2 separate regions of the Homo sapiens genome follow, and region 2 is linked to region 1. The links are chromatin loops, found by intact Hi-C in ENCODE. Cell type or tissue: endothelial cell of umbilical vein. All regions are shown on one strand.

Region 1 (4,000 bases):
GTAATTAAAAATAATTGCTCATAATATAATATTAAGTAATTATTATTAATTAACTGATCAATATGCATAATTATTAACATTAGTTAACATCTTATTGAGTAATTATTATTAATAATGTCTCATATTGATTAATTAATATCATTATAGCCACCCTGACATCTTGTGTTTATTCTTTGCATCTTGTGTTTATTCTTTTCAGTTTATTTACTTTTGTCTTATTTGTGTTTTTGTATTCAAAGTAAATCTCTTGTAGGCAGCACATAATTGGGTGTTGCTTTTAAAAATCCATATTGTCAATTTCTTCCTTTTCATTGGAGTGTTTAGAACATTAACATTTAATGCTGATCTTTTCTCTTTTTTGGTTCCTTTATTCCCCTTTCTCTGCATGCTTTTGGATTATTTGAATATTTTATAGTATTCCATATTAATTTATCTGTTGGCTGTTTGGCTGCATTTCCCTGTGTGTATGTAGTTGCTCTATGCATGGTTTCTTTGATTCTATCCTGTTTGGGGTTCTCTGAGTTTCTTGAATCTGTAAACTTATGTCTTACACTAAATATATAAGATTTTCAGTCATGTCTTCAAAGATTTTTCTGCTCCCATCTCACTCTCCTCTCTTTCTGGACTAGTTATAATGTTTAAGAGCTTTGGATATGGCTTCACAGGTTCCTGATGCTCTTTGTTCCTTTCCTTCTTCAATCTTTTTTTCCTCTGTGTCCTTCTGATTGACTCATTTTATTGATCTATGGGTTTGCTGACTTTTGCCTTTCTCATTTCCATTCTGCTATTGATCCATCCAGTGATTTTTAAACATTTCAAATATTTTCTTTGTTATTTCTAAAATTCCAATATCCTCTTTTAATACTTTCTCTGCCAGGATTTCTTATTTGCTTATTCATTTCAAATGTATTTCCTTGATCTCATTGAGTAGAGTTGTAGTAGATGCTTTAAATTCTTTGTCTGATAATTTCAATGTCTGAGTCATCTTGGTGCTTTCATCTGTTAATTTTTTTATCCTTTGAGAATGGGCTGCATGTTCCTGTTTCTTTGTATGTCAAATAATTTTGGATTGTATCATAGACAATCTTAATGTCATATTATATAGACTCTACATTCTGTTAAGATCCTCTGAATTATGTAGATGTCTTTGTTTTAGCAGGCTATTGATTCATACATATGTGTGCATCCACATAACCACTGCTATAATAGTCAGGGTTTTCCAGAGAAATAGAACCAACAGGAGATGTGTGTGTGTGGTGTGTGTGCATGGATGTGTGTGTGTGCCTGTGTGTGTGGATGTGCGTGTGTGCATATGTGTGTGTGTGCGTGTGTGTGTGTGTGCGCATGTGTGTGTATTTCTTTATTTACCGTAAGTTATTGGTTCATAGGATTATGGAGGCTGAGAAGTCCCACAAGCTGCCCTCTGCAAGCTGGAGACCCAGGAAAGCCAGTGGTGTAGTTTGAAGGCCTGAGAGTCAGAGAACCAATGGTGTTGATTCCAATCTAGATCTGAAGGCCTGAGAACCATGAGTGCTGACAGAAAGAGACTGATGTCTCAGCTCAGGCCATCAGGCAGAGTTAATTCACCCTTCATCCATCTATTAGTTCTATTCAGACCCACAATAGGTTGGATGGTGTTCACCCACCCTGAGAAGGGCCATCTGCTTGACTCAGCCCATGAATTCAAATGCCAGTCTCCTCCAGACCTTCATAGACACGCCGAGAAATCACTCACTGGCTATCTGGCATCCTGTGGCCCAGCCTAGCTGGCCCACAAAATGAACAATCACAACCACTTAGATCAATAGGTGGATCATTTCTAGTCCCTCCAGAATTCCCACTCCAAGGGTGTACTCACTTCACAAGTAATCATCATTCTGACTTATTTAACCATTGGTTAGTTTTGTCCATTCCTGAATATCACATAAACAGAACCACACAATATGTGTTTTAAAACATCTGGCTTCTTTTCTTAAAACATAGTATCTGTGGGATGCCTCCATGCTGTTAAATGTAGAAATAGTTCATGACTTTTCATTACTGGGTGATACCACATTGCATGAACATACTGCAGTCTATTGATCTAGTCCCTTGCTGATGGACAGCTGGGCTGTTTCCAGTTTAGGACAACAGGCTGGGCATTTTAGGAGGCAGCACAGAGCAGAATGGCTACAGGCATGTCTCTTACAGCCACACAACCCCGACTCAAATCCTAGCTCTGCTGCAGACCAGCTGTGTGACCTTGGGCAAGTGACTCACCCTCGCTGAGCTGCAGTTTCCTCTTCTGTGAAGTGGAGATTATGGTAGCAGTACTTACTCAGAGGGTTGTCATGAGGATCAAGTAAGAAGTCACATGAAATCACAGCCTGCAGCCTACCAGAGCCAGAGCCCAGTAAATGGCAGCTGTTAAATGATTATTGTGGGAGGAGGTAGCAATTATGAATGTCAGCTCTGAAATCTGATCTGAATTCACATTTCAGGCTAAATGAAGCAATCATTAGTAAACACTCAGCATAGGGCTAGCAAATAATAAGCTCACAATTTATTATCCTTATTGATACCTGATATGTAAATACTAGTAGCCTTTACAACAAGCATTCCCATGATAGGTTTTGCCATTTGATAGAGAACAGAACTGTTTCTCAGGGATGTGCAGCATTTCTGGTCACAGAGCAAGAACAAGGTGGTGTAGGGACCCTGCTTATCCTACCCTGCCCTCCAGATGCAGGGACCCCACTCCCACCCACCCCTACAGCCTCACCTTGAGTATCAGAGAAGGTGATGGTGGAGAGCCACCTCCCAGACTGGCCTGGGCTGCTTCCTGGGCCCATTTCTGTCCCTCTCTGGGTTTCACAGCTTCCCATCCCACCCAAAGGTGCACTGGTGCTGACCCTGGGCAGTGCTGTGGGCAGTGAAGGCCGGATGAGGTCCCTGAGTGACAGCAGGCTCTGAATTGCCGCAAGTGTCACCATGGTAAAGTTTCTTTCCTGCTCTGTGCCTCAGTTTCCTCATCTGTGAAGGGGCAATGGTGATAGCATCTGCTTCACAGGGGCCCTGTGGGTGCTGAATCAGAGGGCCCAGGTGAGGTTACGCCTGGGGTCAGGGCAGGGCCACCAGGGGTGTCCGGGGGCCACGCGAGCCTTTGAGAGGTGCCGCAGGTCTTGAGTCCACATACCAACTGCCACCCACACAGGCCGACGTCCCTTCCAACGGTGCAGCGGGGCTAAGGTCACTTGCAATCGTGGAGAAGAGACAGTGACCTGGGGTTGGGGCAGGAGCCTACGTCAAGACAGAGTCACGGATGGGTGGGGCTCAGTCCCTCCCTTGGAGGGAACCCCCCAGGACTGTGGCAGACCCCCTTGCAAGGTCCTCATCGGCTCCAGGGCAGGCCCAGCCTCTGCCATGGGTGTGAGGGAGAGTTGAGGGCTCTATGACGCCCCCCTCCCCAGATAACTCAAGGCCCGGGGAGGGAGCTTTGGGTTGAGATGGTGTCGTCAGGGGCTAGTGGGCAGGTGTGCAAAGCCCCAGGCTGGGCCCAGAGAAATTCAGCAGCAGGTTTCAGGGCAGCAGGAGGTCGGCTGGGAGGGTGGATCCTTATGCATCTCTCTGTCTCATCCCCTCTGACCGCCTCAGCCAGGGGGAGAGAATGGAGCTCGGTGAGCAGCCCCAGTGGGCCTGCTATGAATTACAGGACCCCCTGCAAATTCACACACATGCTTGCCCCCTGCTGTGCTACTGACAGCAAAGGCAGAATCTGAGCTGCTGGGACTTGCCCAAGGCTGCCAGCTGCAGATGCTGGAGCCAGACAGAAGCCCAGGCCGCCTTCACAGTCTGCATAGTTCCAGTGCAACAAGGAACCTAAAGGGTTAACCAGCATTAGCACAGGGCCCAGCAAGTCACTCCCAGGTACCTGCTCAAGAGAACAGAAAACATGTCTGCACAAAAACCTGCACAGCCAAGCTCACAGCAGCACCATCCACAGCAGCCACAGTGCAACAAC
Region 2 (4,000 bases), 97 kb after region 1:
CCTCAGCTGATGGCTGAATGCGGTGGCTCATGCCTGTAATCCCAGCACTTTCGGAGGCAGGAGGATCACTTGAGACCAGGAGTTTAAGACCAGCCTGGGCAACATAATGAGACCCCCACCATCTCTATTATTTTTAAAAACAGAAGGCACCCCAGCTTAGGTCTAGAGAGGCTCCCCCTCCTTAGCCTCCCACAGAGCATCATCTGCAGTTTTGCAAAACCGTCCTGTGTTCTCTGTGCCCTGCGGAAATGGCCAAACAGCTCCTCAGTGCCCCAAGAGATAGAATCATGAAAAAAGCAGCTCGTAGTTCAAAATGGAAGAACATGATAAAAGCAAGGCCCCTCCATGGGTGTGAAGAGATTTCTCTTTTACAGAGGAAATTTGGGTGGGGGAGGCAGGACTTCTGCTGGATCCACAGAGGATCTTCCATTAGCAAAAGGACAATCATTGTGAGTGAAAAGTGAAAATTCTAAACTTAGAACCAGAAGGTGGGGAAGTGAAGAAAGTTCTTCCTTATCTTCCCCCAACCCTTGTGGTTTTCACCCCCATCTCAGCCCATGTCTTTTGCCCCTGACTTCCCAGGTGTGGGAGTAGACTGAAGATGTGGAACGTGTGGGAGGCTAGAGAGTAGGGAGAATGTGGGTCTGCGTCTTTTTTGGAAGGATTGCAGCCAAAAATGCAGCGTTATACAGCAGCCAGAATGCACTCAGGTGTGGGGGCCAATGCCGGCCACACCTTTCCAGAAGGTTCTGTTGGGCCCCTAGGGGACCAGGCAGCATGGGGACTGCAGCGGAGCCCGGGAGGACAAGGGCTGGGCAAGCTCTGTTACCCATTTGTTGGGCTCTGAGAGGCTTGGGCCACACCTCTGAGCCCCGTGTCACTATAGACATTGAGAAGTGGACTCTCGCTAGCCCAAACTCAACTTTGTGGCTCTTGGAAAGGACAGGGCCTGTCACGTGATACTCCTGGCCCAGCACAAAGCTCCCAATACAATGGACCATGCTGTGTATCCACGGGTGGCAGCGAAGGCAGTGTGCTGAAGTCTGGGCAAATGCATGGCCGATCCCAGGTTATTACCATATTGGATCGTGTGGTCTCTGCTCCAGGCTGGCTCGGTTCAGGGTTGGATGAGTTTCTGCATCCCCCCAACCCCGGCCCAACTACCCCCAACCCTGCATGCTAATGGAGGCGGAATTAGGCAGAATTCTGCACGCCTCCAAGTCAGGCGTTTCCGATGACTCTTCCTGTGGGAGTCAGAGGGCAGGATGGGATGGGGTCAGCTGAGCCCTACATCTGAAGCCTTGCCTCTAAAAATAGCCCTTTCTTCCTGTGTCCAGGGCTCTGCCACGGGCCCTGCAGGAAAACGTCTGTTTCCAAGGCGGACGGAGCATCTGGAAGCTCCGAGCAGCCACGCGCTTATGCTCAGGCCTCAGCCAAGTGTCACCGGGGCCCTGGGGGCACCATCTGGCTTTCACTTCCTCGAGGCTCCTGTCCCCTTCACTGAATAAATCCTGCATGTTTAGAGCCTGGGTCACAGCAGATCCAGCGGGTGTGTTGGGTGCAGCAGGTGTGCATCCCAGGGGGCGCTGAGGCGAACCTACCAGAACCTTCTCTTCCTGCTGCCCTGGGAGGCTGTGTCTGCCCAAGCCAGCCACCGGGCCGGGTCCACTGCCTGGGGATGGCTGTCCCCTGAGCTGCTGCTCTGTCCCCACCACGGAGGCTCGTCCAGCTGCCCGGGCATGAGTCATGGGCCAGCCCTGGGCGCTGCTGCGGATTCAGAAGCTCGAGCCGTTTCCTGCAGATAAGCGACAAGCGCCAGGGAAACCTGGCGGGGGTGGCCGCCCTGTGAGATAGCGCTTCCTTCAAAGCCCCCCAAGCACTAATTAGCCATTCCAAGCATAGTTTCAACAGCATTTAGGGATTTCCTCATCAAAATAAACTTCCTCCCATGTTATCTTCATTTTTGGCATCTGATGGGATCCTTTTTTTGTCTTATTTATTTATTTATTTTCTTTCTCTCCAAGATTCAGGGCGGACACACTTAGTCCTGCTGTGGTTGGATGGGCAGGTGAGGACACTGGGATGCTGGCAGCTGGCCCATCCACCTCTTGTCCGTGGAAAGTGGCAAGTCCCCACCCCATCTCTGCTCTCAGAGGAGCTTCCGAGGGGCCTGGTTCTGTGGTGAGGACCAGGACGGGTGGTCCACAGTGGCCTGCCCCACCTCTCCTTAGCTCCCCAGACCGAGGGGCCGGCTAGCCCTGCAGGCGATTTCAAGCCTTGGGGCTTCCAGGGTCAGCCTCCGCTGGAATGGTTGGGATGCCATCAAGGCAAATTAGTGCTGGGGGCTCCCCCAGCCCTGTGGGCCTCCTGGCATGCTGGGAGTCAGATGGTGGACTTCCCCTTGGGCCCCAACAGGATTGCTGTGGAAGTCAGGGCTTGAGATGAAAACTCAAGATGGAAAAGCTACTCATTTGCAACTTCCTCCTGGAAAGAAACCCCTCGCCGGTGCCTGTGGGTTGAGCCTCCTCAGCCCGGCAGGGCAAAGGCCTGCTTTGTGTACCGAGTCTCCAGGCATCCTGGCTGTTGCTTCCTGCGGCTCCGCACACGCCTTGGAGTGCGAATTTTAGCCACAATAGGTGATTTCCTGAAAGATCTGCTGATGCCTGGAGTTGACAGGCTGCTCCGAGATGGAACTAGATAAGACGAGTTTTGTTTGGGGCTGGACAATTTGTCAGGAAATGAGGTAGTGGTTGGTATGGAACTAGTGTCACTGTGGATTATTTTGGGGGAAAGTGTCCCTGGGAGGCCTCCATCAGCCTTCCAAACACAGCCAGGTGGGGCCATGCACACAACCTTGCTTCTGGGGGAATAGGACACCGGCTCCGGGAGATCCTCCTGATGCCAGCAACGGAATAGGTGGGGCCTACTCTCCAAAGAACAGCTGCCAGGCCAGGCCCAGCTCATGACAGGGTACGGAGCCTTCACGTAACACCAAGGGCGTTTCTGCTATGGAGCAGGGTGCTTGTGTTCTCAACCAAAGGCTGGCTGCATACAGCCCAGGGTTGCAGTGCTCACAGCCCAGCAAAGAGCTGGGTTGTCAGGAACCAAATGAAAAAAGGAGGGAAGAAAAGGGCAGATGGAAGGATGGAAGGAGCAATGGATGGATGGATGGATGGATGCATGGATGCATGGATGCATGGATGCATGGATGGATGCATGGATGCATGGATGGATGGATGAATGGATGGATGAGTGGATGGAAGGAAGAAGAAATGGGTGGTTGGATGGATGGAAGAAAAGATGGATGGATGGTGATGGATGGGCAGATAGATGGAAGGATGAAAGGAGCAATGGATGGATGGATGGATGCATGGATGGATGGATGCACAGATGAATGGATGAATGGATGGAAGGAAGAAGAAATGGGTGGATGGATGGATGGATGGAGAGACAGATGGATAGTGATGGATGGATAGATAGAAGGAGGGAAGAAGAGAAAGATGAATGGATGGATGATTAGAAGGAGGGATTGATGGATGGATGATGGATGGATGAAAGGAAGAAAAGAGGGAAGATGGAAGGGAAAAAGGGAGGGAGGTTGAATGGAAGGAAAGAAGGAAGGAGAGATTAAGTTGGTTTTGTAGGACACTTCTTATCTTTTTTTTTTAGAAGAAAGAAAGAAACACGTTAAATAAAAGTCAGTTCTATAACCTTCTTGACTGTGGCAGCTCAGCCAGGAGTATGGAGAGCCTATTTCCCAGGCATACAAGATGGGGGGCAGCTTTACAGATAATAACCCTCTGGTGGCCCTGGGAGGAAGTCCACACACCTGCTCTCTGCCTCCACCACCCAGATGGTCTCCCCCAACCATAGTGCAGCCTCCCAGGCCCCATCTCTGCCCACCACAGGTCTGCCCAACAAAGTGCTGACCAGCCACGTCTGCAAGCCCCATCCCAGCCAGCCTGTCCCCTTGCAATGACCCCAACCATGACAATAGTTA

What was found. A loop is a pair of places that touch in the nucleus more often than their neighbours do. Peaks named below come from ENCODE experiments on the same cell type or tissue, not always from the same donor. Only the 100,000 strongest peaks of a DNase experiment are listed, where the experiment ranks them.
Region 2: it touches region 1 in a loop (10-fold over the local background); 3 of 110 quality-filtered maps call a loop at or near these places.

Annotation. Positions count from the first base shown.
Region 1 is chr11:69,350,645-69,354,644 of GRCh38, forward strand. All of the region lies in intron 2 of LOC105369370 (a long non-coding RNA gene), which reads left to right. Among named protein-coding and RNA genes, the nearest start is that of MYEOV, 58 kb to the left of the region's middle. In endothelial cell of umbilical vein, no CTCF peak of the experiment used is centred here; DNase peaks (open chromatin) are centred at 1,037 and 2,287; H3K27ac peaks cover 3,558 bases.
Region 2 is chr11:69,448,127-69,452,126 of GRCh38, forward strand. LOC124902703 (a long non-coding RNA gene) reads left to right here. Exons shown (of 2, transcript XR_007062759.1): 2 at 1-1,960. Among named protein-coding and RNA genes, the nearest start is that of LINC02952, 5.2 kb to the left of the region's middle. RefSeq lists an enhancer at 1,725-1,869 and a cis regulatory region at 1,789-1,806. In endothelial cell of umbilical vein, no CTCF peak of the experiment used is centred here; DNase peaks (open chromatin) are centred at 1,415, 1,765 and 2,475; H3K27ac peaks cover 2,980 bases.